Linked DNA regions of Homo sapiens: region 2 is linked to region 1. A link is a loop called in an ENCODE intact Hi-C map of the cell type or tissue named here. Cell type or tissue: dorsolateral prefrontal cortex. All regions are shown on one strand. Links, peaks and the distances in the headings refer to the core of each region. The heading gives the core; the rest is flanking DNA.

What was found. Hi-C counts contacts between places; a loop is a spot of excess contacts. Peaks named below come from ENCODE experiments on the same cell type or tissue, not always from the same donor. Only the 100,000 strongest peaks of a DNase experiment are listed, where the experiment ranks them.
Region 2: it touches region 1 in a loop (4-fold over the local background); 4 of 110 quality-filtered maps call a loop at or near these places.

The regions. Positions count from the first base shown.
Region 1 is chr15:25,406,119-25,423,022 of GRCh38, reverse strand. It overlaps UBE3A (ubiquitin protein ligase E3A), which reads left to right. Exons shown (of 13, transcript NM_130839.5): 2 at 11,052-11,115; 3 at 13,816-13,935. The coding sequence starts at 13,916. SNHG14 (small nucleolar RNA host gene 14) reads right to left here. Exons shown (of 148, transcript NR_146177.1): 148 at 3,561-4,235. Among named protein-coding and RNA genes, the nearest start is that of UBE3A, 24 kb to the left of the region's middle. In dorsolateral prefrontal cortex, for the core only: no CTCF peak of the experiment used is centred there; no DNase peak of the experiment used is centred there.
Region 2 is chr15:25,466,969-25,483,872 of GRCh38, reverse strand. The region is part of intron 4 of LINC02250 (long intergenic non-protein coding RNA 2250); the gene reads left to right. Among named protein-coding and RNA genes, the nearest start is that of UBE3A, 36 kb to the right of the region's middle. RefSeq lists a silencer at 1,997-2,291 and an enhancer at 2,287-2,826. In dorsolateral prefrontal cortex, for the core only: no CTCF peak of the experiment used is centred there; a DNase peak (open chromatin) is centred at 10,270; H3K27ac peaks cover 420 bases.

The sequences.
Region 1 (16,904 bases), core at 3,644-11,643:
ATATGATCTCATATATATATTACAAAAACTTTTTAGAGATAGGATCTCACTCTGTCACCCGGGCTGGAGCAACCATAGCTCCCTGCAACCTCAAACTCCTGGGCTCAAGTGATCCTCCTGCCTCAGCTTCCCAAGTAGCTAAGATTATAGACATGTGCCACTATAGCTAGTTGGTTTTTTTTTGGTTGGTTGGTTTTTTTTTTTTTTTTTGGTAGAGAACGTATCTCAGTGTGTTGCCCAGACTGGTCTCAAACTTCTGGCCTCAAGCTATCCTCCCACCTCAGCCTCCCAAAGTGCTGGGATTACAGGCATGAGCTACTATACCTGGCCAATCTCTTGTATTTTCTTCTGATACTTTTGTGATTTTACTTTATAGACTTTAATTTAGAAAGTTAGATATGAGCATTCAGCATATTTTTGGATATGGTATGATATGGTTTAGATCTGGATTGCATTTGTCATGGTTTGGGAATTATATCTACCTTTTATTTTCTTCCACTTGGGTAGCTGATTGTCTTGTAAGGCATCCTTTCCCCACTGATAATGCCACCTTTTTCTATATTAAGTTCTCACAAACTTTGAAAAAAATCAAGTTTATTGATGTATAATTGATACACAATGAAATGCACCCATTTTAACTATATAGTTTTATTGATTTTGATAAATATATACACTATCACTGCTACTACAATCAAGCTTTAGAACAATTGAATTACCTCCAAAAAGTTCCTTCCTGTCTGTAGTCATTTCTCCCTCTTGGCCCCAGGCAACCACTGATCTGTTTATTAGTTTTCCTACTCTAGAATTGCATATCCATGGAATCAAGTAACATGTACTCTTCCATGCCTGGTTTCTTTCACTTGGCATGTTTTTGAGATTCATCCAATTTGTGTTTGTCACAGATTTTTGTTTGTTTCGTTTTTTTAAATACAATATGACTATACCACAGTTCATTCATTTTCTGGTGAACATTTAAATTGTTTTCAGTTTTAGGCTGTTGCGAATAAAGGTACTGTTTTGTGTGCATGTTTTTGTGTGAACATATGTTTTCATTTTTCTAGGGTAAATACCTTAAATTGGAATTACTGGGTCACATGGTAAGTTTATGTTTAAATGTATAAGGAACTGCCAAACTATTTTCCAGATGATTATACTACTTTACATTCCCATCATCAGTGTATGAGAGTTCCAGTTCTCCAAATGTCAGCATTTGATGTTCTCAGTCTTTAATTGCACACGTTCTGAGAGGTGTGTAGTGGTATCCCATTGCAGTGTTTTTTTTTAAGTGGTACTAAAATACACAACATCAAATATACCATTTTAACTATTTTTAAGTGTACAGTTCAGTGACATAAAGTACATTCACATTATTCTGCAGCCATCACCACTATCCATCTCTGAAACTTTTTCATCTTCTCAGTCTGAAACCCTATCCATTAAACAGTAACTCTTCATTGCCTACTCTCCCTATCTGCTGGTAATCACTGTTCTACTTCATATGTGAATTTGACTCTTCCAGGTACTTCATATAAGTGGAATCATACGATTTTTGTCCTTTTGTGTCTGGCACATTTCATTTAATAATAATAATGTCCTTGCGTTAGGCCATTCTTGCGTTGCCTTAAATGAATATCTGAGACTGGGTAATTTAAAAAGAAAAGAAGTTTATTTGGCCCCTGGTGCTGCAGGCTGTACAAGCATGGCGCCACCATCTGCTCAGCTTCTGGGGAGCCCTCATGGTGAGTTTACTCATGGTGGAAGGCAAAGGGGGAGCAGGCGTGTCATATGGCGAGAGCAGGAGCAAGAGAGAGGGTGGGGAAGTGGCACACCCTTTTTAAACGACCACATCTGCGAACTCACTCTGTATCCCAAGGAGAGCACCAAGCTATGAGGGATTGCTCCCATGACCCAGTTACCTCCCACCAGGCCCCACCCCCAACATTGGGGATTATATTTTAACATGAGATTTGGGCAGGACAAATATTCAAACCGTATCAGTCATCAAAGTTCATTCATGTTGTAGCATGTATCCAAATTTGATTCTTTAAGGTTGAGTAATATTTCATTGTGTGCATATATCACTTTTTGTTTTATTTATTTATTTGTCAGTGGACATTTGGACTCTTTGTAACTTTTAACTATGTGAATGATGCTGCTATGAACATTGGTATATAAGTATCTGTTTGAGTCCCTTCTTTTAATTCTTTTGGTTATGTACTTAGGAGTGGAATTGCTGGGTCATGTGGTAATTGTATGTTTAATTTTTTTAGAGACTGCCATACTGTTTTCCACAGTGACTGCACCATTTTACATTCCCACCAGCAGTGAATAAGGGTTCCAATTTCTCTGCATCTTTTCTAACACTTGGTAATTTCTGTTTTTTATTTAAAATAATTGCCATTCTAATGGGTGTAAAAAGTCATTATGGTCTTAATTTACATTTTCTTCATGACTGCTGTTGAGAAGTTTTCTTTTGTGTGTCTGTTCAAATATTTTCACATTCTTTTCAGAACATATGTTCTTTGTCAGATAGATAAATGTATTTCTTCTGTATCCTTACTGATTTTCTGTCCACTTACTAATTACCGAGAGAGGAATGTTGAAATCTTCAACTATAATTTTGAGTTTATCTTCCTTCTGCTCTGTTCATTTTTTCTTCATATGCTTTGAAGCAAAGTCTTTAAAGTTGTGTCCTTAGGTGTGTTCACATTTAGGACTGTTAGATCTCCTTGATTAATTGATGTCTTTATCATTATGAAATGTCTCTGTTTATCGCTGGTAATGTTCCTTATCTAAAGTCTACTTTGATATTAGTGTATCCATTCCTTTCTTATGATTAATTTTTGCACATTATATCATTTTGCTGTGTTTTTATTTTCAGCTTATTGGTCATTTAATGTCTTTCTTTTAGATAGCATATAGTTGCATCTTGCTTTCAGATTGACTTTTTACGATCGTTGCTTTTTGATTAAGTCCATTTACATTTATTGCAGTTGGCAATATAATTGTGTTTAAGACACTATTTGTTTTCTATTTGTCTAATCTTTTCTTCCTTTTCTGCCTTCTTTTCGGTTAATGGAGCATTTTTGGAATTTTGTATTGTCTCCATTATTAGCTTGTCCCTCTGTTTTTTTTCCCCCCAGTGATACTTCTAGGATTTACAATATGCACCTTTAACTTACCTCAATCTACCTTCAAAAATATTATTCCTCTTAATGTATAATGTAAGAATTTTGGAATAGTATACATCCATTTACTCTCCCTCATTCTTTTTGGTATTATGATCTTAACATTTTACTTCTATATGTGTTATAGATTCCACAGCAGCGTTTGAAACTATTTCTTTCAAAGGCCAGTTGTCTTACGAAGAAACTTAAAAACTAAGAATAACATTCCTTTATATTTACCTTCATATTTACCATTTTTATTTATTTTTCTTTGTGGAGATTCCTTTTTGTAGATCCAAGTTTGTTGCTGGTGTTATTTTCCTTTTACTTGAAAAAATTTCTTAAACATTTCTAAAGTATAGGTCTACTGGCTACAAAATCTTTCAGCTTTTGTTTGTATGGAAATGTCTTTATTTCACTCTTCATTTTATCGTACAATTTTTCAAACCACACAGACTTTAAAATAATTGTAGAATATAATTTCACAACATTTTGTTCTATTTGTTATTGTCTTCTATCTTGTCCATCTATCCATCCTGTCTTCTTCTAGTGTCTTTTTTTATGCTTTTCAAAGTAAGTTGCAGTTGTTAGTATACCACACCCTTAACTTGAGCATGTATGTTAACTAAAACTTAGTAGTTTAGTATTTTTAACTAGAATTTACTATGCTGTTCCAGTTATTTATTGCTGTGTAATACATTGCCCCAAACTTAGTGCCTTAAATATCAGCAACTATTTATTTTGCTCATGAATCTCTCATTTGGTCAGGGATTGGCAAGGAGAGCTTGTCTTTGACAATACATTGTAACAACTGTTTACATAGCATTACATTGTATTTGGTATTATAAGTAATCTAGAGATGGTTTAACATATTTGAAGATGCATGTAGGTTATATGCAAATACCATGCCATTTTATATAAGGGATTCGAAGCATCCTTGGATTTTGGGATCCATGGGAGTCCTGGAACCAGTCCTCTGTAGATAGTTGAGGTATGACTGTAGTCTTTGGATTGAAAGACTCACTAATTTCACTCAGATTCAAGGAGAAGGGCCATAGACTCCACCACCTGATGAAAAAATGACAGTGTTACATTGTTAAGAGCATGTGGAATGGCTTCTATTGTGACCATCTTTGGAAAATACAGTTGACCACATATACCATTTCATGAGCTGTGACAAATGTATACACCTTTGCCAGAAAGTTCTATCAGGGTATAGAACCTACACCTCTTCCTAGTTATTCCTTCCCCCCACACCACCCCTAGAACCTAACATTGTTCAGATTGTTTTCATCTTAGTTTAGCTTGCGCAGAACTTTATGTAAGTAGAGTCATACAATACTTATATGTTGTAAAAAGTTTCTTTTTGCTCAACATAATGTTTTTGAGATTCATCCATATTGTTGAATGTTTCGGTGGTTTGTGACTTCATCTGTTAAGGGACACCTGGGCTGTTTTCAGTTCCAGGCTGTTTTCAGTTCCCAGCTATTATAAAAAGGTACAATGAACATTTGTGTAAAAAAAGAAGTCTCTGTGTGGACATATATGTTTCTTTTTTCTTGGTTAGTTGATGTGTTTTTCTTTCAGCATTTGTTTTTGATGAGAAGTCTGGTTATACAGTCATGTGCCGCATGCTGACATTTCAGTCAACGAGATCATAGTTGACAATAGTCATTTAAGATTATACCACCATATTTTCACTGTACCTTTTCTAGGTTTAGATGTATAAATACTTACACTTTGTTACAGTTGCTTACAGTATTCATTCAGTATAGTAACATGCTGTACAGCTTTATAACCTAGGAGCACCCGGGCTATACCATGTATCCTAGTTCTGTAGTAAGCTATACCATCTAATCTAGATTTGTGTAAGTACGTTCTATGATATTTGCACAATGATTACCATGCTGAGAGTTGTTGGGGTTTTGTTTTTTTTTTCTTTTTGAATCTGTACATTTATGGTTTTCCTTAAATTTGGAAGATTGTTGCCATTGTTTCTTCTATATATATATTTTTTACCACCTTTACTCCTCTTTCATCATTTCCTCTTTTTCTGGGACTCCAGTTACACATATGTTAGACTGTTTGGTATTATCCACAGGTCATTAACATCATATTCATTATTTTTCAGTCTTTTTATTTCCCTGTGCTTCAGTTTGCTTTGTCTTCTATTTTACTGTTTTTTCTCCTCCCTTGTTAAATAATTTCAGATATTTCGCTTTATATTTCAAGAAATTCCATTTGATTCATTTTATTCATGTATTTTTTTGAATTCTTGAGCATATTTGTAATAGCTGTTTGAAAATCAGGTTACTTATTGATTTCTTGAATTTTTTCACTCTGAATTTGTTGGTTGGTTTTTTCTCTTGGTCATGGGTTGTATTTTCCTAGTATTTATTTTATTTTATTTTTTGTTTTTTACATATTTAATGATTTTTTAAGATTGGATGCTGGACATTGTAATATTTTGTTGTTGGGTGTCTAGATTTTGTTTTCTTTTAGAGTGTTTTGTTTTGTAGCCACCTAAATAACTTGCTGGTCAGTTTTATCCCTTCAGGGCTACATTGGAGTTTGTCTAGAGAAGGCTTTGCTTTAATGGTAGTAGCTCCTACCTAAGGCATGATCCTTCTGAGTCTTTACTAAATGCTCCCAGTGTCACCGTGTTCTCTTCACTCAGGTTAGAGAGAATTTTAGGAGTCTCCCAGTCCTTTATAAGTACTGGGAATATTTCAGCTTACTGCCCCTCTTTCACTAGCTTCATGGAGTCACTTACCTTAATCGTGTACAGTTAGTACTCAGCAGTGGACTCTCAAATGGCAGATTTCTGAAGCCATTTCTCTGCCTTCTCAGACAAGCACTTGTCTGGCACTTGTCATCAATTTTACCCACTTCAGCTTTCTCAGCTCTGATCTCTTGATTCTGAACTCAGTAAAACTGCTGTCTTCTCACTGGATTTCCCCTCCATTGACTGCAGGTTGGAAATTACCTCCAGGCAGACATCCAAGCAGTGGATGGCTCACCTCCTTTGTTTTTGTCCTTTCATGCATTATAGTCCTCTGCTGCCTGTTATCCAAGGTCTGAAAATTCTCGTTTGAGAAGGAGCAACTGTCAGATACTTTCGGATCTTTCTCTGAAATTAGCTTTCTGTTGTGCTTGTTGTGCTTACCTCTTTGTCTAATGCTAATACCATATGAGGTTTTTTTTTTTTTTTTTAGAATGTTTTAAGCTATACACTTCTAAGTGTATAGCTTGTTGCACTTTCACACACTGAGCACCCGTTTAGCTAGCATTCAGATCAAAAAACAGCAGCAGCTCCTGCGTAGCCCCTTGTGCTCTGTGTCACTACCCCTTTTCTTCCATGTGTAACCACTGTCCTGACTTCTCATAGCATAGATTAGATTTGCCTGTTTTCATCCTTTAACTAGAATCAAGCACATTTAGTTGTGTCTGACTTCTTTTAATGTATTTGTGAGATTTATTCACATTGTTGGTTGTAGTAATTGTTTATGATAGTCGCTGTATATTCCATTTTAAGAATGGAAGTGATATTCCATTTTAAGAATATGCCATAGTTTAATCTGCTGTTACGGACATTTAATCATTTTTGGTTTGGAACTGTTAAGAATATTGCTGCTGCTCTAAACATTTCAGTGATTGTCTTCTTGTGAATATGTTTACTTCTGTTTGGTATACTTAAGAGTGAAATTTTTAAGTCATAAGGTATGCATATATTTAGTGTATACTCAGTTTTTTAAAGGCATGCCGATTTTAATTATTCCATTTAAGTTAATATGTTTTAATATCTGGTAGAGAAAGGAACATTATTAGAAACAATTGTTTTGGTTATTCTTACATATTTAGTCTTTGAAAAAACGTTTCTTAAATTGGCATTTACTTATATTTGTGTTAATTTGGGAAGAAATGGTATCTTTGTTCATCTATGAGTCACATTTGGAACTAGCTCAAAGGCCATGGGTCCTGATTCCTTTTTTTTTTTTTTTTTTTTCTTGTAGAGGGGAGGTATGGTGTCAAGAAAACATAGTCACCATTATTACGAAAAGTAAAATATGGAAGAGATGATCCCTACCATCAATCAGCTTACAACTAGAGGCACTGACAAATGTATACAGATAGCTGTAATGTAAGGTATAACATAATAAATATAAGGAGAAATTAATAAATTATTTTATGGTATTAAGAATGTATAATAAGACATGAAGGAGATGGTGATTATGTATAAGAGTTTAGATAACCCTGTGAGATACAGTGTTTAGAATGAGGCCAGTTTTTAACATGGCATGATAGGTGGGTGGGGGATAGAGGTTAGTAATGGATAGAGGACCATTTCCGAGTGAAGTCTCCTCAGAAGCAAAAGCATTGAAGTCAGAAACACAAATATCCAGTACATTATAGCCAATAGTCAAATGATGGGACTAGATCTGGTAACTGGTGATGATGTCATATAGTGGGCAGTAGTGCTGGGATGGCTGGGGTCAGGGCCACATGGCAGGGGCCTCAAATAAAATGTGAAGGAGTTAGAAATTTATTCTGTTGGCATGAGAAAGTGTTAAAGCTTTTGAATATAGAATGATATGTGTAACTTTGAGTTTTTAGGAAGATAATTCTAGTGGCAAAGTTGAGGATAAAGGCAAAAGGGAAACCAGATGAAATAATGGGGCACTGTAGTAGGACAGTGTTGGTAAGTTTGAGGAAAAAAGGAGTAAGAGATATTTTTAAGGAAATTCATAGGGTTTGAGTATAAATTAGAAGGCAAGTACAAGGGAATAAGCGTGGTCTTTAGAATCAGACAAATTAGGGTTTGAATCTTAACCTTGCATTTACTAAAGGACTGAAAGCTAGTTCCCTAAGAGAAAAATTTTCTCTTTTGTAAGATGCTTATTCTATAAACATTTGCAAGCACTGGAAGTATAAAAGCAAATGATACACATGTTCTCTTGAAGTCTGGTCTAGTCTGTAAGAAGAGGCTGCACTGGCAGGTTTTGACCAAATTGTGTAGAATCTCATCTGACGTGATTGGGAGCTTTGGCTTTATTCTGGAAGCAACTAAAAGCAATCAAAAAAGACTGGGGAATAATGTGAGAATGTAGAAATGTAGGGGAATTTCTAAGGATGAATTGGTAGCAATTGGTAAACAATTTGATATACTGGGAAAGAGAGAGACTCTTTAGAATATGACTGAGAATCTTCCAATTTGAGCAGCTGGACTGATAGTGCTACCATCATTACCTCACAGGGTTTTTCTTAGTGTGTCTTGTAAATCTTGCTTGTCCCTCATAAAGAATGGTTTTCCTTTTCTTCAGACTAAGGACTTTTTATTACAGTACACAACTTAACACCCCCTGTATCTCTCCATCACAACACTTAACTGTGCATTGTTATTGCATAATTAATTGTGGTTTTTATTTGTGCCCATTTCCTTCACCACATGAGGGCAAGAAATTATGTCTAGTTTTTCTACCTCTGCATCTTCATCCACCTAGTAGGCACTCAAAATCTAGTAGACAGTTTTTGAATTAATGATTATGAAGAATTTGAAGGCTGAACAAGTATCAACCTACACAGTGGTTAGGGCAAATAAAAATGAGGGGGAGAAAGTAATGAATGGCACCAATTTTTTTAGTCCTTAACCAGGACAGTGAGATTAGGCAGAGTGAGTTCTTTGGGAAAATAATTGAGTTTGATATTAGATACGTTGAATGTAGATGTTAATGAGACATCCAAATGGATGTGTACCGTTGGTAATATGTAGTTGCAGGCATACCATGCCAGACATAAGGACTTAAAGATACAGAGTTAGGGGTTTGTAAGCATAGAGGTGCTATGGGAATGGATGACATTGCGCAGAAAATTGGTTTAGGTTAAGAAAAGTGGCTATTGACAGAAACTTGGAGAGAGGCCATGTATGAGGTAGGAAGATGAACTAGCAGAAGACCTTATTGCCTTTAGAGAGATGGAAGAAAATGAGTGGATACAACATTAGGGAAGCCAGAGGAGGTGAGGAGTCATTAGCAGTCTTAAAAGCTACAAAAATTAAGTAGGATTAAGGGGCCAAAGCACTGGGAATATACAGAAATGATGGAAACTTTACAAGAAAAATTTCAGTAGATAGAAAAATAGCAGCTGAGCTAGTGGTTTTCACGTCTTTTTGGCAGTAAAAGGAAAGAAGATAAAGAAATGGTACTCTGAGGAGCTAATGGAGTTGAGGGAATTATGTTGCAAGTATTATTTGAAAGCAGTATTTAAAACTTTTTAAGTCTTAACTGCAGAATGGACTGGAATAAGGAGAAACTAAAGCAGGAGGACTTAGGAAAATTGTTGTAGTAGTCCTTTAATTGTGAAATGTGTAAACGGACAAAACTTAGACAGTTTTAATAAGTAGCATTATCCATAAATATAAGACACCATAAACATGATGCAAAGGAGAACAGAAGTGTTGGGTGTTATAATAAAAAGTGATAGAAAAAAACAGTTTGTGAAATTAAGTTTTGAAACAGCTTTAGAAGGAGGTGAAGGAAAAATAGAAATGAATAAAATGAAAATTTTAGGGAGGTAGATATAGATCAACATAGGCATTTATTATTAGACTATACTTATTTATAAGATTATTAGACTGAGCCCTCTGTTGAAGAGATAAAGTAAGAGAACTATGTCTGGTATTAGGATTCTTATGGTTAAATTGGCAAGTGAGTGTGCCTAATATTTGTAGTGCTTACAGTTTTTGTTATTCTGTATTTTTATAGATTTGGTATATTTCCTCCATGATTATGTGTTCCTAACTCATAATTTGGAAGGCAGGGCTTCTTAAAATGAGATCTGTGTGTCATGTGAAGTATATGTTAAAATGCAAATTCATTTCTGCGTTCTTGGGTTGGTCTGAAAAAAATTAAAAAAAAAATTCATTTACCCCTACTTCATGCACTGAATGAAAATCTTTGCGAGTAGAGCCCAAGTAGTTGCATTTTTAGATTTCCCCAGGTAATTCTATTATAGACTGAAGTTTGAAAGTCAGTCTCTAAAACCTTAAAAGTTGGTTAATTTTATTTCAAAATGTTTTATATGCAGTGTATTCACTTTCTACCATCAACCTCTAGGACACTGGATAGGTTTCTTAACCTTTGAGATTTGCTTTCTTTATATGTAATGCAGTACATGAAAGGACTTTATTTTTGTTCCATTGAGGAATGTTCTGATTGTATACAAACAAGTTAAGAATTTACAGTGATAATTTAGGGGCTTGCTTTAAGCTTCAGGATTTTTTTTTAAGAGTTAAGTTTTGATATATATTAAGTGGTTGATTTAATAAATTATAATTATCGTCGTATATTGAAGTCCTGTTTTGTGCCAGGTAGGCATTATACTATAACTTTTTAACGCATTTTCTCTGCTACAATAACCTGACATTGGAGACTCAAGGGTCAGAGGGTCGGCCCAAGGCTGCTACTCTAGAAAGTGGTAGATGCCCAGATTTGTACCTAACATAGCCGATGCTTAGCATATAGAATTTAATTAAAAACAAAATTGCTATAGGTATTTGAAAGGATTAGAGGGATATAGTCAAATAGTTTTCATATGTGTTTAGCCCTTTTGGAGGGAGGATAGAGTAAATAAATAGAAGGCACTAAGCTTTATGGATGAATATGGGAAATATGGCTTTGCCTGCTGAAAGCACTCAGGCCACAGGGCCTGCCTACCTATGCTTTCCTCATCCCGGCAACAGCAGTAATTTGTTTCTTGATACGTTTTTGGATGTTCATAATTATAGAAAATAAATTTGCCTTTATGATGAAATTTAGTACCTTTTTTTTTGAAAGTTCATCCAGTTGTTTATGTAAAAAGAATTGAGTGAGGTGTTTTATATTTTAGGTTAAAAATCTGTAAGAGCCTGATTTTAGAATTCACCAGCTCCTCAGAAGTTTGGCGAAATATGGTATGTTTTTGTTTTATTTTTTGGAATTCGTATTGCATGTGTATCTTAATGTCATAATAATGACAGATGTGTTCAGCAAATTTGGGCCCCTGCCATTTTTAAAGCATTGTGTCAGGTGCTCACTAACTACACTTCCAAGACTGTATGAGGGACCCAGGTAGGGTGCTGAAAAAATTTACAAGAGATTAGTGTGCTATGAGAGGTAAAATAATATGCATAAAAAGATTGAGAGGGCAGGTTTGGATTTTGGGCTATGAGTATTAATAATAGCTTTCATTTGTTGTTGTTGTTGCTGCTGCTGCTGCTGCTGTTGTTTTTGAGACAGAGTCTTGCTCTGTTGCCCAGGCTGGAGTGCAGTGGCACCTTCTTGACTCACTGCAACGTCCATCTCCCAGGTTCAAGTGATTCTCATGCCTTGGCCTCCCAGGTAGCTGGGATTACAGGCGTGTGCCACCACACCTGGCTAAGTTTTGTATTTTTAGTAGAGACGGGGTTTCACCGTGTTGGCCAGGCTAGTCTCGAACTCCTGGCCTCAAGTGATCCACCCGCCTTGGCCTCCCAAAGTGCTGGGATTACAGGCGTTAGCCACCACGCCCAGCCATTTGTGAGCACATTATGTCAGGCACTGTTCTGAGATACTTAGATGTTAGCTTGTTTATCCATGACAGCTCTATGGAATAGGTACTATTATCCTAGTTCTACCTATAAGGAAACTGAGACTCGGAGAGGTTAAGTAACTTGCCCAAGATTTCTCAGCTAGTGAATGACCAAACAGAGACATAAGTCCAGCCTGGCCTTGGAGCCTTTTGAGCACCGGATCTCATAAAAGAGGGGACTGGAAGAGAGGACTTGACTCTAGTTTTCAAAATACATATAGCTCTTTAATTACATTGAGGTCAATTAGTCAATTAAAAGATATTTTAACTTTATTATTTTTGTGTTTACAAGATGGAAAGTTAGACTTGTTTGAATCTTCTAATTCCACATACCATTAGTCTCTTGAGAACCCAAGGGGAAGCTGTATCATGACCACATTGTTTATTTTAGGGAAGGTGGTGTTTCCCATATGACCTCAGCAATGTCTAAGTTCTTATTAGGCAATGTATAGTTAGGATAGGAGTATCTGGGAGATTGCGTTATTTCTTACAGATACTATAAATCCCATTTATTGGAATCCCCTGCAATTATTTTTATATATTCAGGCCAATCCTCACCTAATCTGGATTTTGAAGCCCTGCGTTCATAGCTGCATAGGTATGGGCTCAAACATTCATGTTTTAACCGTTGGTATTCGCAGATACCTTGCTGTTTTATATTGGGTTCTGAATCCACACTGGTAACCACCTTTTACGCTTGACTATTGTTGCTTTGAGGATGTTAATTATGAAAGGTTTCTTCCTCCTAATTTCCTCATCTTTCCGTAGTTGATGCCTCAGATTTGGCCTGGATAGGGGAATCGTGAGGGGAAAGAACTAGTTGCACAAAATGATCTTTTGATACTGGGATATTTCAGATGTATGGTATCTTTGCCAGAACTACAGTGTCAGTAAAGAGGCCTGCTAAATTTGAACTGTGACAATCAGAAAAGTTCAGCTAAGGCCATGTAAGGGGTTAAAAAGATATTTGGTTGAGGGAGGAGGATATGCTTTCATCTTTTGCCATACTTTTTCATGAAATTAAATCTTAGTAGATTTATGGCCAAGAAAGAGTAGAATATATTTTTATGCAGTACTTAAGGGGTTTTGACTGATGTTTTTTATTATTATTATACTTTAAGTTTTAGGGTACATGTGCACAATGTGCAGGTTAGTTACATATGTATACATGTGCCATGCTGGTGTGCTGCACCCATTAACTCGTCATTTAGCATTAGGTATATTTCCTAATGCTATCCCTCCCCTTCCCCCCACCCCACAACAGTCCCCAGAGTGTGATGTTCCCCTTCCTGTGTCCATGTGTTCTCATTGTTCAGTTCCCACCTGTGAGTGAGAACATGCGGTGACTGATGTTAAATGACTTTACGTACATACAGAATTAGTGGGACTAGACTTTGTGTTTATGTGTGTGTGTTTATGTGTATGTATATAACTATTCCATTAAGCAGTTGCCCTCCTTGGTGACTGATTGCTCTATCAGCTTAGGAATCTTTTGACTGAATTTGTCCGTATTTGAAAGATCTCAATCTGTGTTCTGAATCTTTACTCATTTACATATACTTAAATCTTGAAACCCAGTATAGCAAAACTAAGCCAAAACAAACAAAAAAATCCATCCCTTGATAGGAAGTCAGTATATCTGGGTTTTAGTCAGTCCTTCAACACTAGTTCCAAAATCTTGGGCAAGTCAGTTAATCACTCGGAGGCTGCTTAATTTTTTTTTTTTTTAATTCTTAGTATATTATCTGTCTTGATTAGGTAAAGCCAAAGTTGTTATAAGACTCAAGGTACTATTGACCAAAATGCTTCAGAAACTATAACATTACATAAAAGTACAAGGAATTATTACATTTTCTCAAATGAAGAGATCATTTAAGAAAAACAAAATGCTGGAAAATAGTCCTTAAAAACTTTTCTATAATAATTACTCTTCTGATGAATTTTACATTGACACCTAATTTGAAGCTTTGAATATTATTTTTTGAACAATGAATTGGGTTTATATATTAAAGTGTTCTAACCAAAGGTTTGTTTAATTTATTAGAGTTATTAAGCCTACGCTCAGATCAAGGTAGCAGCTAGACTGGTGTGACAACCTGTTTTTAATCAGTGACTCAAAGCTGTGATCACCCTGATGTCACCGAATGGCCACAGCTTGTAAAAGGTAATTTTGAATTATTTTACAGCCTTTAAAAGGCTGTCATTGTAAAGTGAAATACATACTGTAAAAATGAAGACAATGTATAGTTGGCAGGAATACTGCTAAGAATAGTGGGCCTGAGAGTTGACCTACTTCATTTAATCTCCTTAAAATATTTTAGTGTCTTTTTTTCTCATTAAAAATATCAGTAGCCACTATCAAAGACCTATCTGTATGTATAAACAGGAAAGTATTTCTCAAAAAAACTTCAAGGTTTTAAACATTTTACTATAAACATTATAGAAAACATTAAAAATTTCTTAATATGCATTTTAAAGTATGCCTTTTATGTGGTGAACGTTTTAACTAAACATTTCTCTAGAAGTTTTTATAACATTAATAAAACTAGTATACTTTTCTCTCCTAGAGAGTTACAGTGGAGGTAAAAGGAGTGGCTTGCAGGATGGAGAAGCTGCACCAGTGTTATTGGAAGTGAGCCACCATTTGAATTTGCTAGCTCATGCTGCAGTATTCAGATTAGTGGGTGTTTTGTGATCATATTTTCTGCGATTCAAATCAAGACCTAAAATTGATTCTCATTCTGAGATTTACATTTTATTATCCAATGTTATTTGGTTATTGTTTCAGTTTTAAAATTTCTGACTTGTTATTCTGACACACTTTAGGATAACCTAAGTCAATAGTTTAATACAAAAATTTCCCTTTGGTTATATGTTTTGAATTAGGTTATATGTTCTGCATTTACAAGCACATACAGGATTCTTACTTCCAGCAACTTGGCAGTAAAAGAATAAGTAGACTCTTTAGGAGCCAAAGTCAAGCTTGGGAACTGTTGCTAGGTGGTATATATTTCATAGTTTATGTTTGTTTCCAAGACAAGGTCTCACTCCATCGCCCAGGCTGGAGTGCAGTGGCACGATCACAGTTCACTGCAACTTTGACCTTCTGGGCTCAAGTGACCCTCCCACCTCAGCCTCCCAAGTTGCTGGGACTAAAGGCACCCACCACCACACCCGGCTAAGAGACGAGGTTTCATCATGTTGCCCAGGTTGACCTTGAACTCCTGAGCTCAAGTGGTCCTTATGTCTTGACCTCCCAAAGTGCTGAGATTACAGACATGAACTACCACACCTGGCATATGTCATAGTTTTGAGAGTTTGAATTCTAACCTCGGGACTTTGGTAACTTATTTATAATATTCTAGAAATATACTGTTATTAGGATGAGTAGAAATTCATTCAGACAGAAACTATTATAAATTACTGCAAGAAAAATGTCTGCTAGTTCTGCATATATTCATTTTTCTCTTGATTAAAAAACAATTTCCAATTTGAGTAGAACAACTTTGCTATGTTTAATAGACCCAGGACAGATTTATTTTAAGGTAATAATCTTTCAATCCTTCTTCTTCTATACTGGATTGGTTTAAATTACTTAGCTTGTCTTATCAATGGTTTTTAATAGCCTACTTTAATATATGTAAAAAGTAGTAATTAATATGTTACAGTTTGGTGGCAAACATTTTGATGCCAAAGTTCACATATTCTCTTGCTTAGGGAACAGAAATTGGGAAGATAGATGTAGTTATCATTTGATAATGTATTTAAACTCTATCCCATTTCAGGATCTCAAAACTTTGTAACAGTTACATATTGTACTTCTAAGACTTAGATTTGTTTTTCTTCTTGTGTCTTACCTTTTTGCAGTAATATTTTTATTTTCCTATCATCATGTCCTCATTTTTTCCCTCTCTTCTCTTTCCCTGTTAATTTTGAAAGTTTTGCTGCCTACGTGTTTGAAAACTTCTAATCTGCCTCTCTTCCCTCAGTGCCAGCAGGTTTATTTTTTGTTTTGCAAGCCAGCTCTGCCTCCTTACAGTATGACATCTGATGCTGGAGGGTCGCACTTTCAAAAATGAGTCAGCTGGTACATGGGGTTATCATCAATTTTTAGCTCTTCTGTCTGGGAGATACAAGTTTGGAAGCAATCTTGGGGTACTTACCCACAAGGCTGGTGGAGACCAGGTGTGTCACATAGGTGATTTGCTTGCTCCCTGGGGGAGAGGGTGGAGTGAAATTTTTGCATTTGTGTCACAGCCAAGTCACTGCCACCTCCAGCATGCCCCAGTTTTTAGTTGTTATGTAATTTTGTGCAAAATTGAAAATTTAAATACATTGCAAAGAAGATCTAAAATAAATATTTGAGCTGCTGGAGTCTTTTTTTTTTTTTTTTTTCCTTTTCCATTCTTGTCCTTGGAATCTGAATGAATTGCAGTGAGGGTAATTTTGAGAGTCTGATAAAGAAGTGAGGGGTTGTTTTTTGTTTTTGTTTTTGTTTTTAGCTAAGAAATTTAGAAAACAGGTTTGTGTGTGTGCGTGTGTGTGTGTGTGTGTGTGTGTGTGACTGATTTTAAGATTCTTGTTAGAGTTGCTTAAAGTTGGAAGCCTAAAGTCAGTGAGAAGTTCACAAATCAGGACTTTGTAATGCCAATTTGAAAATTTAGCTTTTGACCTCAAAAAACATTTTTTATCTAGTTTGGGAATTTCTAAGTGTTAGAAATCAATATTATATTGACTCATTCATTGTTGCTGATGCTGTTTATAAAAGTGAATAGATAGGGAAATACTGATTCATATCTCGTGAAATGAAAATGAAAGGCTTTTTAGTGACTTAGAATTTTAAATATTTCTACATGAGAGAGCAGTAGTATATTTAGAAATAACAAAGTAACTGGCAACTGTTTAAAACTGAAGTTAATTCACAGCTATCCAGTGCAAAACTTCACCTCAGGTGATACACTTTTGACAGGTAATACATACAGTAAGTGTATTTTTAGGGAAACAGTTTCATTGTTGAACCAAGATAATCATCATTAGAATGTTGTATCTGATTTAAGTGTCTTTAAACTTACCAAGGTATTAGATTTTAGTTTGAATTGTCTGGAGTAGCGGTAGCGGTTGGCACATTTGTTC
Region 2 (16,904 bases), core at 6,048-14,047, 58 kb before region 1:
TGGAGAACAGTGGTTGCCAGAGGTTGAAGGCTGGGGTGGCAATGGGGAATCCTATGGGGAAGTGGATTTAGGTATAATAGGGCAACACAAGCCGTTCTAGTGGTGATGAAAATTTCAGTATTTTGATTGTGGTGGTGGAAACACAACCCTACACGTGATAAAATTGTGTAGAACTAAACACCATATGCACGGACATACACACATGCACAAATGAGTATAAACAAAACTGGGGAAATCTGAGATCGATGGGGGATTGTATCAATGTCAATATCTTGGTTGTGATATTACACTATAAATTTGCAAAATATTACCATTACAGAAAACTGGGAAAGTGAATATGGGATCTCTATATATTACTTCTTCTTTATTTTATTTTGTTTTGAGACAGGGTCTCACTCTTACCCACGATGGAGTGCAGTTGCATGATCACAGCTCACTGCAGCCTCAGTCTCCTGGGCTCAAGTGATCCTCCTGCCTCAGCCTCCTGAGTAGCTGGGATTATGGGCACGTGCCACTAATTCGGCTAATTTATTTTTTATTTTTTTACTTTTTATGGAGACAGGGTCTTGCTGTGTTGCCCAGGATGGTCTTGAACTCCTGGGCTCAAGGGATCCTTTTGCCTTGGCCTCCCAAAATGCTGGGATTACAGGCATGAGCTATTGTGCCCTGCCTGTATTATTTCTTATAATTGCATATGAATCTGGAATTAGATCGATACAAATTTCAATTAAAAATAATTTGCTTCCTGACTTTTTAATGATCGCCATTCTAACTGGTGTGAAATGGTGTCTCATTGTGGTTTTGATTTGCATTTCTCTAATGACCAGTGGTGATGAGCTTTTTTTCATATGTTTGTTGGCCACATAAATGTCTTCTTTTGAGAAGTGTCTGTTCATATTCTTCACTCACTTTTTGATGGGGTTGATTTTTTCTTGTAAATTTGTTTAAGTTCCTTGTAGATTCTGGATATTAGCCCTTTGTCAGATGGATAGATTGCAAAACTTTTCTCCCATTCTGTAGGCTGCCTGTTCACTCGTGATAGTTTCTTTTGCTGTGCAGAAGCTCTTTAGTTTAATTAGATCCCATTTGTCAATTTTGGCTTTTGTTGCCATTGCTTTTGATGTTTTAGGCCAATGCCTATGTGCTGAATGGTATTGCCTAGGTTTTCTTCTAGGGTTTTCATGGTTTTAGGCCTTATGTTAAGTCTTTTTTTTTTTTTTTTTTTTTTTTTGAGACAGAGTTTCACTCTTGTTGCCCAGACTAGAGTGCAATGGTGCAATCTCGGCTCACTGCAACCTCTGCCTCCCAGATTCAAGCAATTCTCCTGCCTCAGCCTCTCGAGTAGCTGGGATTACAGGCATGTGCCACCATGCCCGGCTAGTTTTGTATATTTTGTAGAGACAGGGTTTCTCCATGTTGGTCAGGCTGGTCTCAAACTCCCAACCTCAGGTGATCCACTCACCTCGGCCTCCCAAATTGCTGGGATTACGGGTGTGAGCCACCCAGCCTGGCCACATTTAAGTCTTTAATCCATTTTGAGTTAATTTTTGTATAAGGTGTAAGGAAGGCTGAAGCTGGAAGCCATCATTCTCAGCAAACTAACACAGGAACAGAAAACCAAACACTGCATGTTCTCACTCGTAAGTGGGAGTTGAACAATGAGAACACATGGACACAGGGAGGGGAACATCACACACGAGGGCCTGTCGCGGGGGTGGGGGGCTAGGGGAGGGATAACATTAGGAGAAATACCTAATGTAGATGACGGGTTGATGGGTGCAGCAAACCACCATGGCACGTGTATACCTATGTAACAAACCTGCAGGTTCTGCACATGTATCCCAGAACTTAAAGTATAATAAAAAATAATAATAATTTGCATGTTCAGAGTTTTAAAACATGAGCACACACTCATCTACACGTACAGAGTGCAGCTTGCAATCTTCCTTCTTTATTGAAACAGTAATTTCCTTGGGGAGTTCATTGCTTCTCACATTGTCCCTGCCCTCTCCCCTCTGGAGTCTGTAAAATGTTTGGACAAAGAGAGGCACTGCAGAAAGCACACCTGGACGCGTGCCTCCGCCCCTGCTTTTGTCTTCAGCTCTGATTACCGCTGCTCAGGCTCTGAGTCGGCGTGAGCTGGCTCATTAGGAGCGTTAACACCACAGCCCTGACTAAGCCCAAATTTGGCAAGTCAAGAGAAAAAGCACAGAAAAAGGAAAGCCAAAACTGCAGGGAGGCAGGACTGAGGAAGAAGGATCTGAAGCCAATGCTGCACACGGCAACAGAGCTGCTCTCACGGGTCGTTTAGAGGCCACTGGCTCTTTCCCTGGCAGCAGGAAGCAGCAGAAGGAAGAACACTGCGCGTTCAGCCACATCTTTGTGATTAATTATAATCTTCCATCTTAACCCGCAGGCTGCAGGGGTTGTATGTGCCTTTCAGGACACACAAAAGGCACAGCTCTCCCCTGCTGCCACTTAAATTCTCCAGGAGACTAAACAGGTTAGGCCAGTGACTCGGTGTGTGTGTGTATATATATATAAAACACTGGTGCAAGATCATGTCATCATGAGGGGAGTACTGTTATTAATCACCTGTATACATTTGGTAGTTTATCAGTATTGACAGACATTAAGGGTATGGTTTAGTCAATCTGTACTCTATAATTAGGGCAGCAGCCTCTTCTCTGGGGTAGACATTGGTTTAAGACAAGGGAGACCTGAGCCTGGGTAAGGGAAACCACCGTCAGGAGTATGGGCTTCTCTGGGACTACCTGGGCAACCACTCCTGCTCACCCGCCAGCAAGCAGATATGGAGAGGAGCCTCACAGACCCTTGAAGTGGTGCATCTCCCTCTAAGGGAAGAGAGGTATTCACCTCAGTTCAGAGTCTGCTGTCCCTAAGATCTTCCCTGATCTGGCTTTTCCTCCCCTTTCGGCCATCAATTTCCCCTCTGCCCAGGCTGGACCCCATGGTCAGCACTGTAAACCACTAGACCCTCTGGGGGCCTTAGAATTGTTGCTTTCCAACCCAATTCTTTTCTGCATTTTCTTGCCCAAGGATTTCTGAAGAAAGTCACAAAGCTGTGTTATTTGGATTCCCAAAATTCATGCTAACTGTAATTTGGCCCTCAGAGTGACTGCACAGTGCTCAACTTTGTTCATCTTTTCTTGACTTTCCTGTGTATTGTCTAACGGGATGGTCCCTTCAAGCCCACAGGGACATTTCTGCCCCCTCCATTTTTATCAAATTACCATCCTCTCAGTTTTGTAAAATAGTCAAGAACAGCCAAGGAAAGCTCTCTCCACTTTCTCTTCTTTCCATCTTATCTCATGCCTTCTTATCTTCCCCTTTCTCCTCTCTTGCCACTTTCCTTTGCAGTCCAACCTGCACTTGGTGGGTCATCCGCTGTCGCCCAGCATTATCAGCCTCTCCCTTTCTCCCACATTTCCCTTTCCATCTACCACCCTATCCCCCATTCCCCATACAGATCCTGTATGGCCTCTGCCTCCCCACCCCCTGACTCCCTAGCCCTTGGTGGACAATTTTCACCTCCATTGCTCTACTGAGCAACTCACCCCAGCATCTCTCAGCACCAGGTCAGTCAAAGCCATTTTCTGGCTTAGCTGCCTTTCCTTTTACCGCACTTGTCACTGTGCCCATCTGCTTCGAGGAACTCTCTCTGGCCTTGTTTCTTGGGCACTTGCCTGGCTTGCAAACTTTACTGATGATTTCAGCTCTATTTCCTCTATGATTTTATTTCTTCCTGCAGACTAATTCATGAGATCTCTGGAAGCTTCTAATCTCACTAATTTCTCCTTTTCTGTTTGAATGTTCTTAGCAAACTCATCCACTCACAGGACTTCAGGGACCACTTTGGGCCTGGCTCCTGAGTCCCCATCTCAGACTCTGGCCCCTGCTTCTGCTCTGGTCTTTTATTTGGGGGTGTTGCCAGTCATCATCATGTGGAAATCCAAGTCCTTAGTGCCCATGTCTGAACTCACCATCTTTCACCCAAACCTGCTCTTCTCTGTGAATCCCGTTTACATGCCCATTATCAAACCCGAGAGCTTCAGCACACCCTTCCCTGTGTGTCCTCAGAGTCTACCCTAGGTCTTCATCAGTCCCACCCTGGCATCTGGGACAAGGCCTGATACAGATTAGTAGATGCTCAGTACATTTATGAACAGCCTCTTTGTCCTTCCCCTCCTCATTTGACCAGCTACTAAGTCCTAGCACTAAGAGCTATTCACTACCAATAATTCACATGAACTGTATGAAGGACCCAGATAAGTTGGCAGTGATAATGGAAATTGCAAGGAGTAGCAAAGACGTACTCAAGAGCTGACCTGTGTGAACCTGAAGCCCCTGTTTCTGCTCAGCATCACAGGGGCTTGATGTGTGTAAAGCACATCCCAGGAAGCACATAGGAAACCAACTGTATTATAGTGATTTTTCTTATTTATTTTGTATCCATCTCTACTAAACTAATGCTGGACAAGGGACTCTCATGGGTTTTCTAGCCTTGCCATTTAGCAATAGTGGTCATTTACTTTCTTTCTTTGCCATAATTATATTTCTTATTTATATTTCATTTCTATTACATTCTAAGACATTCTTAAATAATAAAACAACCAAATGTCCAGACTCTCATTCAGAGTGTCTCATGTGCTGAGAAAGCTTCTTGAAGGGACTAGGAACTTGTTGCAGTTTCCATTGTGGGGTTGTGCATGTTTTTTAGACACCTGCGCAGGCACCAGCTTTAGTGGGGAAAAAAAAAAAAAAAAAGGCTTTGTAAGGGCTGTATTCAAAATGCCAGTTAACGCCCATCACCATTTAACAGCAGTTAGGAACACTAACAGTGTACCCTGCATACATTATTACCCAGTTAGATATTTTTATTGCTAGCAGATTCATGTCCCTAAAGAAGGAAAGGAAATGAGGCTTAGATGGGAACACGACAGGCACTGTGCTCAGGAACCAGGCTGTGTGTACAGGGATGCTGAGAGGCAAAGCTCCTGAAACCTTCTTTCCTAAGGGGGATCTGAATACCTCAATGCTACACAGGAAGTGGAGGATGTAGTTCTCTCTGTATTTCATTCACTCTGCAAAGACAAAAAAAAAAACAAAAAGTCTCTAGCAATTTATTGAAATTATCCTGTAATCACAAGGTTAACATCAGCAGTACCATTTTTCTGTACAAAGGAAGAAACTAGGCTTTTAGTTTTATTTTCAGTGAAATCATTAAAACACAACATTCCCCAAGGCCTTTCTACCAGTGGGATCAGCCACAGTGATGTGAAGTGCCGGGTGTCTGGCTTTGTTTGTCAGAGAACTGAGAACACTCAGGGCAAATATTAAGTCACAGATTTTCTGCAGAGTCATCGCTTGCCATGGTCTCTCACCCAGGCAGCTCTGCATTCAGGTGGAGAAGGTGGAAATTAGGGAGTCATTAGTTGGCCTCCATCAAAACAGCATCATTGGTTCACTATGTCTCCAAGTAAAGCATCTACCATGTTTCAGGAACTGGGTTTGGTACAGTGATGAACTACACGAGTAAGGCCACTAGCCTTTCAAAACTCAGAATCTAGTGAGGGGAAGTATCAATAAATTTGTTAAAACATATATAAATTAGGAAATGCACTCTGAAGGAAAATAACAGGAGCTATAAGAGAGAGAATGATAGCTGCTTTAAATCACATTCACAGGCAAGGCCTCTTTCTGATATGGATGCTGTCACACCAAGAACATGACATAGTCCCTTGTGAGGAGGAAGCCTGCGGTGGGGGGCATAAGCTCCAGACAGCTGCAGTGCAAAGGCCTGAGGCAGAAAAGGGCTCTGCACATCAGGAAGCTATACGGAAGCCGGGACCCTAAGGCAGCAGACAGCAAGGAACAGGACAGGGCTGCACGTGACCAGGGGGCAGGAACGGGGCTCTGCAGGCTTTGTTGGAGGGTCTGGATTGGAGCTGACTGGTGAGTTTTGTTTGTTTGGAGGATAATAAGAGTAAATGTGGAGTACTGGGGACAAACACTGGACTGCAGAGAACTGAGGAGAAAGGTGGGGAAACAGGCAACAAGCATGGGGTTTGTTTCTTCGGGAGAAGTCAACTATAAAGGAATGCAGAGAAGAGGTGTTGAGAGAGGATTCTGTTTTCAGTGGGGAAGTGAGCATACTTACAGAGTAGGGAATGACTCAATAAAAATAAATGAATATGGAGAGGATGGTTACTCTCCATGGAGCAGGGAGTATTTCTCAAGGAAGGCCCACCAAATCCTATGGGAAGTTCTCCTGGGGGGGCTAAAGACAAAAATCCCTGGGCAACACCCAGCATCAGAACACAAAGGGGGAAAGGCCCAGAAATTCTCATTTTTCACAACGTCCTTAGTGTAAAAGCTTGGTGCCACCATGGTAGTCTGAGTAGGCCAGCTTCCAACAGGGGAAGGACACTCAATCCTTTGAGACTGGAAGACAATGAGGGCAGATGTAGTACAAGAAATGGCAGATCTGTCAGTGTAGGTGAGAGCAGAGAAAAGCTCACCCCAGAGGGCAAAGAGCCCACTCTCCCAGGCCTGCAGGAACACCAAAAAACACCCCTCTGCTTCTTAGCACTTTCTAACAGTTATGCTGAACGCCAGACAAACCTGATTCTCCTGGGCCCTTCTAAGTGTGTTAATTTGAGTGATGGCTGACCATCCTCTCAAGTGGGTTACAGTAGCCCTTCCCCCTAGGTCAGCGGCACCTGAAATGGATGCCAGAAAGACTGGAACAGAAGAAAACTGAAACTTGGCAGGTGCATGGACTCAGGATTTCTCTCTTCCTCTGTCTGGGCCCTGCTTGGGATACACACAACAGACTCTTGGCTACAGACTGATTCAGATTTAACCAACTGGTGAAGAGCCTATTGATATGGGCTTAGGATTGGTTACGATTTTCTTAGGACTTGGACAGGCTTGAGTGAAAATTAATGTTCTTAGTTTCAGAAGCTGAAAGGAGCTATGGAAAGTGAGAATTAATAGTTTCCCATTATTTTTTAAACACTTCCTCCTAGTTTTTGCATATCATTAATGATTTTCTGTTGAATAACAAAATATGGAAAAATTAACATCTGACTTTCGTGCTGTCGTGATACATTGTATTTATTATTTCAATTTTTCAGAAACATTTTATAAAGAACCAAAACCAAAATAATTTTATCATAACCCTTTTTCTTGATGAGCTTATGATAAAGCACTCCTTTTCCTAGTTTTTCTTCCCAACACTAAAAATTAGCATTTAAAAATAGTCAGAGAAGGCCGGGCACAGTGACTCACGCCTATAATCCCAGCATTTTGGGAGGCCGAGGCGGGTGGATCACCTGAGATCAGGAGTTCCAGACTAGCCCAGCCAACATGGTGAAACCCTGTCTCTACTAAAAATGCAAAAATTAGCTGGGCCTGCTGGTGGGCACCTGTAATCCCAGCTACTCGGAAGGCTGAGGTAGGAGAATCGCATGAATCCAGGAGGTGGAGGCTGCAGTGAACCAAGATCATGCCATTGCACTCCAGCCTGGGGGACAAGAGCGAAACTCCACCTCAAGAAAAAAAAAAAAAGATCAGAGAATGAATAAATACTTCAAAATGAAGAGTAGCTTGTTTTCCTGCTACCTCAAATTTATGGTGTAAAATACATGCACTTAGGATTTATCTTGCAACGAATTTTGCCAGTGTTTAAGGAATTACTCCCTAGTGCCAAGAGTTCATGGCCTGGCTCACCATACAAACTTATGTCAGTCATGTAGGAAACACTGAACAGCCAATACAAATGCATCTTATCACAGCACCTTGATTACAGGTGACAGAGTGATTGCAAGCATTCTGAGTCCAACACAGTTGGGTTTGAACATTTTTTTACCGTTACAATTGTGCTCCTGGAAACTACAAGCCTTATGAAATGGAGAGATGAACAATGTAATTGGGGAATTCAGAGTAAGTTGTTTTTTTTTTTTTGTTTGTTTGTTTTTTGAGATGGGGTTTCACTCTTGTTGCCCAGGTGGGAGTGAGACAGTTTTTAGGCTCACTGCAACCTCCGCCTTCTGGGTTCAAGCAATTCTCCTGCCTCAGCCTTCTGAGTAGCTGGGATTACAGGCATGTGCCACCACGCCCAGCTAATTTTTGTATTTTTAGTAGAGACAGGGTTTCACCATGTTGGTCAGGCTGGTCTTGAACTCCTAACCTCAGGTGATCCACCTGTTTTGGCCTCCCAAAGTGCTGGGATTACAGGCATGAGCCACCGTGCCCAGCCCCCAATAAGTTTTAAAAGCCACAGATAACAGGCATGTATTTGAAAGAAAATGTAAGTTTATTTCTCAGGACAAGTGTTATTCCTCAGCACAATCATTTACAAATATTTTCCAAGGTGCAATTTTGTAATCATAGAGGCACATTGAATTGTTTTCTAAAGTCTCACTTCTCCACAGAGAAGAAACAATATCAATTCACGTGTTTTGCTGATACATGTACTATTTGATATAAAAGAACACATTTTTAACTGAGTACTTCCACTTAAAATCATTTATCATTGGAAGTTCGGGTGAAAATGTATTTCTTTTTTTGGTAAAATAAGACAAAAATTACATGGATCTAGAGCTGCCTACAGTAGTCACTAGCCACATGCAGCTATTTAAATTTAAATTACTTAAAATAAAGATCAAATTAAAAATTCAGTTCCTCAGTCTCACTCCCCACATTTTAAGTGCCCAACAGCAGTGTGTGGTGAGTGCTGCCACATTAGACAACACAGACACAGCTTCCACCCTCTCAGACAGCTCTACTGGACAATGCTGCTCTAGACACAGTGGATGTGGTCTCGTGGCTTCACCCAGGTCTGTTACCTGGAACACGTGAATTGGATCACGTTGTATAGCCTCTATCCAGTGGTCCTCAATCCTGAATGCACAATAGAGCCACCTAGGGAGATTTTAAAGGGCAGATTCTTAGGACCCACCCCTAGGGAATCTGACTTAAATTGGTCTGGAATATGGTTCAGGCATATGCATCTCTTAAAGCTCACAGATAATTCTAATATACTGCTCTAGACTTATGCAAAATTTGTGTATAGTGAAATCAAGTTCAGTAGAATATTCAGAGCAGCTGTAAGGAGGAAGGATCATCAAAAGTTTATACCAAAATTGAGAATAAAACTACTAGACAGAAAATCATCAAAGACATAAAAGAACCAAACAACACAGGACCTATTAGAACCTAATAGATGCCTAAGTACATTCCAATCAGTAATGGCAGAATACTCTCTTTTTTTTTCAAGCACACCTATGAAACATTCACCAAGTGCCTCCCGTTAGACTTGCAAATACTCCATGATCCAAGGACTTCTCAGGGCTCTTAAATGACCAGCTGTGCATTACAACAGTCTAAGGGGGCATCGGGTGCTACCTATCACACAGTCCTCTGTCAACAGCACTCTGTATCCCTGGAGCAATCCAAGAGAACACTCTGGGGGAACACTGCAGATCCTTCCAGAGGCCCCAGAACAGTCCTGTTACAGCACCAAGGCTGTCCTCATACCCCAGTATGGGGGCGACAGCCTCTGAGGAAGTGACAGGGTGGTGTTAGGCCCACGAGAAGCTACTTTCATTGATTAAATGGTAAATCACTTTTTAAACAGCAGCTATATTTCTTCTACATATCATAACAATAAACACTGAAATGGGATAGATAGGTTTTTAAAAATGTACCCACTTTATTCCTTTCCTCATTCCAGAAATAGTGTAATGGCAAATTTACACTCTTCAAGTCTGTCTGAAAATAGCACTCTCTCAGTAAAAGTGAACTTTGTCAGAAAGGGGTCCTTATGCTGATTTTGAAATTGACATTAGCATCTGTCCTGAAGGAAGTGGAAGAGAAACCTCATAAGTCCGTGGCCATATGAGAAGAACGCAGGACCCCTCAGAGCGCTCATCAAATCTGTGGGTATCACGTTAACTTTTGGTGGGTCCAGATTTAAGTTGGGTTTCACCAGTCACATTTGGAAGTTTTTATTCATAAGATCCAATGTTTAAGTCAATCAATTTTCACTTCACTTTTTGCAGGAGCTACAGCAGATGACTGTGGTCGTGTCTTTCACAGGGAGGTGTGGCTCCCTAACGCTCATGGCCATAAAAGTCCCATGGGGGCCGGTAGGTGTATGTCAGTCAGCACATCTGCCACCTTCCTTCATAGGGACCCTAGCAGTCTCCAGCTGCTTTGTATACTCTGGTGCTTATCAGAACCATAAAACCAACCAAAAACTGTGCCAAGCTTTGGGCTGCATTCCAATGGTTGCAGAAGTTCTTACTTGCTTATAAATGCATCTTCTTTCCGTTTCCTAGCAACATAACCTCACACTGAGCCTCCATCAGCCTGTGATCACAAAATGAGGCCACCCTTCTTGGTTTGAAATCAAGCCATCCCTTACCCAGGTCTTCAGCTTCAGCTTCCACCATCCAGACAAACCTATCACATACCTACCTACCCAAAAGAAGCCCCACTCCTCTCACCCCACCCCTGCCCATTATGTGACAACACCAGCCATGCCCAGCCTGCAGTCTTAGGATCCTCCTGGGTGCTCGGTGCTGTCAGAGGTGAGGACAGTGGGCTGCTCCTACTTAATGCCACCTTCAGTCTCATGACCCCCATACAATTCTGCTCTAGAGTCATCTAGTCTTTCTTTGATAGTTTTGTCAACTTCTGACCTCTCTTCTCTACCAAGTCTTCCATAAAAAGTAGCTCTGTTCATTTCCCGTCTCCTTCTAACTGTGGAAACTCAAATCCAGTCTCTGCCCCCCTGACTCAACAAAAACTAACCCCAGTGACAGAATAAAAACTCTTCTGCATAGCAACAGATGCAAACACACACTCAGGGTTCAATGGCATGGGGGCATGTTAGAGAAACATGAGGATTATTTTCCTTCACAACTTCTGGGCTCCAATTCAGCCAGATAAAATCATCCTTTTATAAAAAAACAACAACATTATTTTATTATAAAAATAGTTTCTGTTCATTCTAGAAGAAAGTCTAAAGAAGGAACTACACATTACTTGGCTTCCACTTCCCAGAGATGAATACAATTTATGCTTTTGCGTTTCTTTCATATATGGACAAAACTAGACTCACACTATGTTTCTGGCCATTTCACCTTGAGCATTTTCGTGCTGGTCTTCATCACTTTAAAAATTTTTCTCCCATTAAGAGGGTAAAATGTGCCCATACTTGCATTGAGCAGCTTATGCCATCTTTATTGGAGAGCTAGGATTGGGAAAGTGGTTGCTCTCGTATTGTATCTCATGAAAACTCAGCAAGCCCCTGGCACAGAGAACATGCTCAATAGATATTAGCTATTGTATTAGCCTGTTTTCACACTGCTGATAGAGACATACCTGAGACTGGATAATTTATAAAGAAAAAGAGGTTTAATGGACTCACAGTTCCACCTGGCTAGGGAGGCCTCACAATCATGGCAGAAGGTGAAAGGCACATCTTACATGGCAGCAGGCAAGAGAGAAAAATGAGAACCAAGTAAAAGGGGTTTCCCCTCATGAAACCATTAGCTTTCATGAGACTTATTCACTACCATGAGAACAGTATGGGGGAAACCACTCCCATGATTAAATTATCTCCCACCAGGTCCCTCCCACAACACATGGGAATTATGGGAGCTACAATTCAAGATGAGATTTGTGTGGGGACACAGCCAAACCATATCAGCTACTATTATTTAGCCAATAAATTGACCTTTAGATCTATGAGACAGTTTAAAGAGTAGTTAAACCTTAGTATTTGGGGAATATCCATGAAAATCTCTGTCCCAGCACTAGTTAGTTATCATCTCATTTTTTTTAACCCTCTGAGTAGCCTTCTCCCACCATATAAATGAGACCTCTCAAGATCATCACCTGCTTCTCTCCAGGCCGGCCAGGTGTGGGTTCCTTGGATGCTCAGCCAGGGCTCATTGTGCTTATCTGGCTTGTTTTCTGTCCTAAAGTTTCTTTTGATGACAATGATACTACCTCAAATGAGGATGGGTACGGTTTGTATAACAGAGGCTACCTAGGCTCACAGGCTTTGATAAATACCAAGGTTAGCCAATGGAATGAGGAGCCAATCTTAGAATAAACCTATGCTCTCTACCTCAGAGGATGTCTAAATGGGCTAAGTCATACATCTGAAAGTCTTGTTCACATTTGAAATCAGATTCACTCTCGAGCACACAGATCCTTCACAAGCTGCCTTCCTGATTAACTTCTCCAGTTTCATCACTTGGTAGTAGCCCACCTCCAGCCAATACCCTCTCATATCTCCACGCCTTTTCATATGCTGTTCCATCTGCCTGGAGTCTCCCTGCCCACCCACTTCCCCCGATCCCACCCCCAACAACCACTCCTGCTTTGGAACTGGCCTCCAATTCTCGCTGCCCCAGGAAGCCTCCCTACACTCTCTTGCTCCCCTAACTTCTGTCTCCTCTTTGCTCTCCCTGTGCACAGGCTACTTTCACAGCATGCAGGATTTTTATTGTATTTGAGCACATTTTTCTGTAGACTGCCTGTTTCTGAAAGATGAGAATAGTTCTTTTAAATTTTGTATTCCCAGCACCTAAAAGAGTGTCTAGTACATAGAAAAGGACCAAAACTTGTTGAATATGTGAATAGGCACACACAGTATTTTCTCTATATAGGTGGAATAGATCTTGAAGAATTGTGGCATGTATTACTTTTATAATCTGAAAACAAAATTTTAATAAAAATGTCCAATGTAACCATTTAAAATGTTTATTTTTATTTTAAATAAAATGACTATAATCTATAAACTATAATTATTTGTGACATATGCAGAGTTCATCCCTAAGTTGGATGATTGCCTTAAGTCTTATGGCATTTTTTGCACTTAGGGTTCAAAAATCTATTTTTCTAGAAACAAGCATATAAAAAATAGCATAACTAACCATCACCACATGGCAATCCAAGCACATCCCCACATAAATCTACCCTTTCTAACCTCAAATTTTCCCAATAGTCCTCACTGAAGACAAAGAAGTTTGTTCCGAAGCCTTTTTTATTTTCTGGAAGCACGCCTTTCCGACTTCCCGTTCTGCCCACTATCACCTGTTCAAGTCACATCCTGCACAGTTCTTTTCAGAAATATAAGAAGGTGTATGTTGGTGAAGTTTTTGTGTACTCAGGTAGACATTAAACTTAGCTAACTGTTCTCTTTGAGATTCTGAAAAAAGATTATTTAATTAAATCAATACCTTCTTCAAACATGCTCTAATAGACACTTCTGCTGACTCAAGGACAAAGACCAGGATGACTTTCAAATGGATTCTAGTGAAAGAGAACCCCAATGGCTCTGTTCTACAGAGGCTGACATTGACAGGTGTGACTTTTTATGGTGAGGTTCTCAGGCAGGACTGACTCTGCCAAGCCTGTTACTAGAATGTCCCTCTTGAGGCAATGATGCATTCCAGAGCAACCTTATGGCCTAGGCTGGTTCTCTTCTCTGGATCTATCAGTTCCAAGCATTATTTGACATAGTCGTTGATTTAGACAACAACATATACTCTGTGCTGACCCTGACCTTTGCAAGTCATGGGACACTATATCATTCAATCAACAGAAAACTGAAGAATGGTTTTCTGTTTCTTGCAGCTCCATTACAGATTTTAGTATGGTGTTCTTAATACATCTCTAACCTCTTCACCTCTTATTTTAAAATTCTTTGGCTGGGTGCAGTGGCTCACACCTGTAATCCCTAGCACTTTGGGAGGCCGAAGCGCATGGATCACGAGGTCAGGAGATCGAGACCATCCTGGCTAACACGGTGAAACCCCATCTCTACTAAAAATACAAACAAATTAGCCAGGCATGGTGGTGGGCACCTGTAGTCCCAGCTACTCGGGAGGCTGAGGTGGGAGAATGGCGTGAACCCAGGAGGTGGAGCTTGCAGTGAGCCGAGATCGCACCACTGTACTCCAGCCTGGGTGACAGAGCAAGACTCCATATCCAAAAAAAAATATTCTTCAGTGGCCCTGTTTGCTGTTGTTTCTTCTCCAACAGGAAAAAGTATAATCCACCAATAAAAGACACCATGGCCAGGCCAGAAGTAACAGCTCAGAGAATGTGCCCACAGACACACCCTTCCTGTAGGCTGGTCCTGTCTTCTCCACATTGGGTCTAATGGAATTATTTGGGGATTATTTGTAAGGGTGGAAGGGACATTAGACACCCCGCATTCTCTCCTGCTCTCTGTGTCAGTTGTTGGCAGTGTTCCTTGGCAGAAGATCAAGGAAATGTGTCATGTTCTTAGCTAGCTGGTTGATGTCAGGATTTATTCCCTGGGCACTGCTTTCAGTAACATGCCAAATGCAATGACCTCACTTACTATTCCCTAAAATATATGCTGGGGATTCAGATTTGATTATACACAATGGTCAAATCCAATTCAAGTGAAACTCCACATAATACAAAACATCCCTGAGACTTAGCTGTCAATCTAAACTTTCTCAAGTAATATTTGATACAATAGAATTTGAGCACAAAAAAAATAATTTGGACAATCCTTTGAGCTTTATGGGTGTTTTCAAGGCCTTTTCCATTGGCACTACCCTCAAATTTTACATTATAAAAATGACATGCTTGATTTCTTTTTTCTTCCTATTGGGGTATTTAGGATTGGATACAACATTTAGACCATATTATACTTGCCTTCTGGCACTAACACTCTAATCATTTTCTTCCTCCCAATTCTCCATCGGGAAACATGTCCACACACATGCCAGGGGCCACCTGCACAGCACTCCTCTCCTGCCTGAGCTCACGATCTTATCACAGATGCTCCCACCTCCCTCAGGCAGTCCGAAAATAATAATTCACAGTTCATAATCACACAAGCTCACTGGCTACCATTTCCACGAGGCTGCGCAAACACAGAGCCGGAGGAAACACAGAGCCTGAGGACGTGATCTGTGTGCTGGCCGGCCAGGGCCCGCCAAGATGGCGGCCTCATGCTCTCAAAACTTTTGACATGATCTCTGACTCTCTCCTTTTTGTCCAGCTGTCCCGTCAGTCACCCATACTGGCAGTTCTGTCAAAATGCTCTCTGCATTTCTTCTCTCCAACTGCATAGCTCCTTACCTGATTCAGAACCACTTCGCTTTGCTCCAGTAACATTCCCCAAATGGCTGACTCCAGGCTCTCCTTTGAACCTGCAATGAGTGCTTCTGCTTTCCTCATACCCCTGCTTTATCAAAAGTCAGGGCTTCTTTTTTTTTTCTTTCTCCAGACAGAGTCTCACTCTGTCGGCAGGCTGGAAAGCAGTGGCGCGATCTCTGCTCACTGCAACCTCCCCCTTCTGGGTTCAAGCAATTCTCCCGCCTCAGCCTCCCGAACAGCTGGGACTACAGGCACGCGCCACCACGCCCAGCTAATTTTTGTATTTTTATTAGAGACAGGGTTTCACTGTGTTGGCCAGGATGGTCTCTATCTCTTGACCTCAGGTGATACGCTTGCGTCGGCCTCTCAAAGTGCTGGGATTACAGGCGTGAGCCACCGCCCCCGGCCAAGTCAGGGCTTCTTAATTCCACTGTTTAACTGTATATTCCTCTGCTTAGACCAAGCCCACCCCAATCTGATCCAATGACTGAACCTTATATCTTTCCTGCTTTGCAGGATGCACCTCTGTTCCATCAGCCCAGCCACCTCACCACTGATCAGCCATCATTTCACTTTGTACTTAGTATCTGATGTGGACTGCATAGCTCATACGTGTATGAAACTCTCCATTCAGCTCTGGGAACTGTGCCTCTGAGAAAAAGAGTCCTCAGTGACCACTCAGCAGTTTCTCCTTAAGTCAGCCTTGCTGCTCATCTAAGTCTCATCTTTCATTCCTGCCCTGTCCTCTGCTGAGCTCTTCCCTGCTTTCAATACTAAGGCTCTGCTTTTCACTTCAATTTGGATAGCTGTATCCTTCTCCAGCCTTCCCCTAGCATTTTGGTTTCATGTTTTTCCCATGCTAGTCCCACTTCTAGCCCTTCAAGTGTTTGGAGAGCTGTCATTTGAGGCAACCAGCAAGGCAGGGCCAAGTCGTGCTCCCTGGCGGCTCCCTGAGCCATAAGTCTCTGTCCTCAGCGTGTGGACAGCACCCTTGCATCACCTGCCCAGCTCCTTGAGCTTCTCTGTCCTCTAAATCCTGACCATGCCCTGTTCTGGCACTTGCAGGGGCTACCCCCTTTACCTAGGATGAGTTGTCCTTTCTTCATCCATATCCCAATTGCAACTACACTTCAATGACAAGTCAGATCTTCTCCCAAGTGCCTACCTTCCTACAATCTGTACTCAAGCTCCCAAAGAGGGCCTTCTCCTCAAAACTGTGGCACCTGTAGTCTGTACAGACTTATTTAACACTTCGCTTATTTATTCTAAAAGGCAGTATTTGTTATGCACGTACTTGACATGAGTCACTGTGTAAGGCACCAAGGGGAAAAAAAAGGCCAATACCATCCTCCACCATGAAAAAGTATCATCCTCTGGGAGAGAATGTGGTCCAGGATAACAGATGAATAACCAGCTAAGGGAAGTTTGCCTCAGGTCAGCCTTCCTGAGCTGAGCCTGCATCTGCACCAAAAGAAGAACTTGGGCCAGCAGAGTCCGCTCCACATGCCACACCACTGCCATAACCACTGTGCTAAAAACTTTCTCAAAACTCCATCCGGGCACTCCAAAGTCTAACTTCTTTATTTTTAAGGCCTTTTTCTGTTGGCCCCAGCCTATGCTCCAGCCTCATGCCCACACTTTGCCCTCACACATCCTGCATCTCTGACCCGCAGAACCCAAGCACTCCCCAGATACACCCAGCACTGTGTGATTCTGGATCT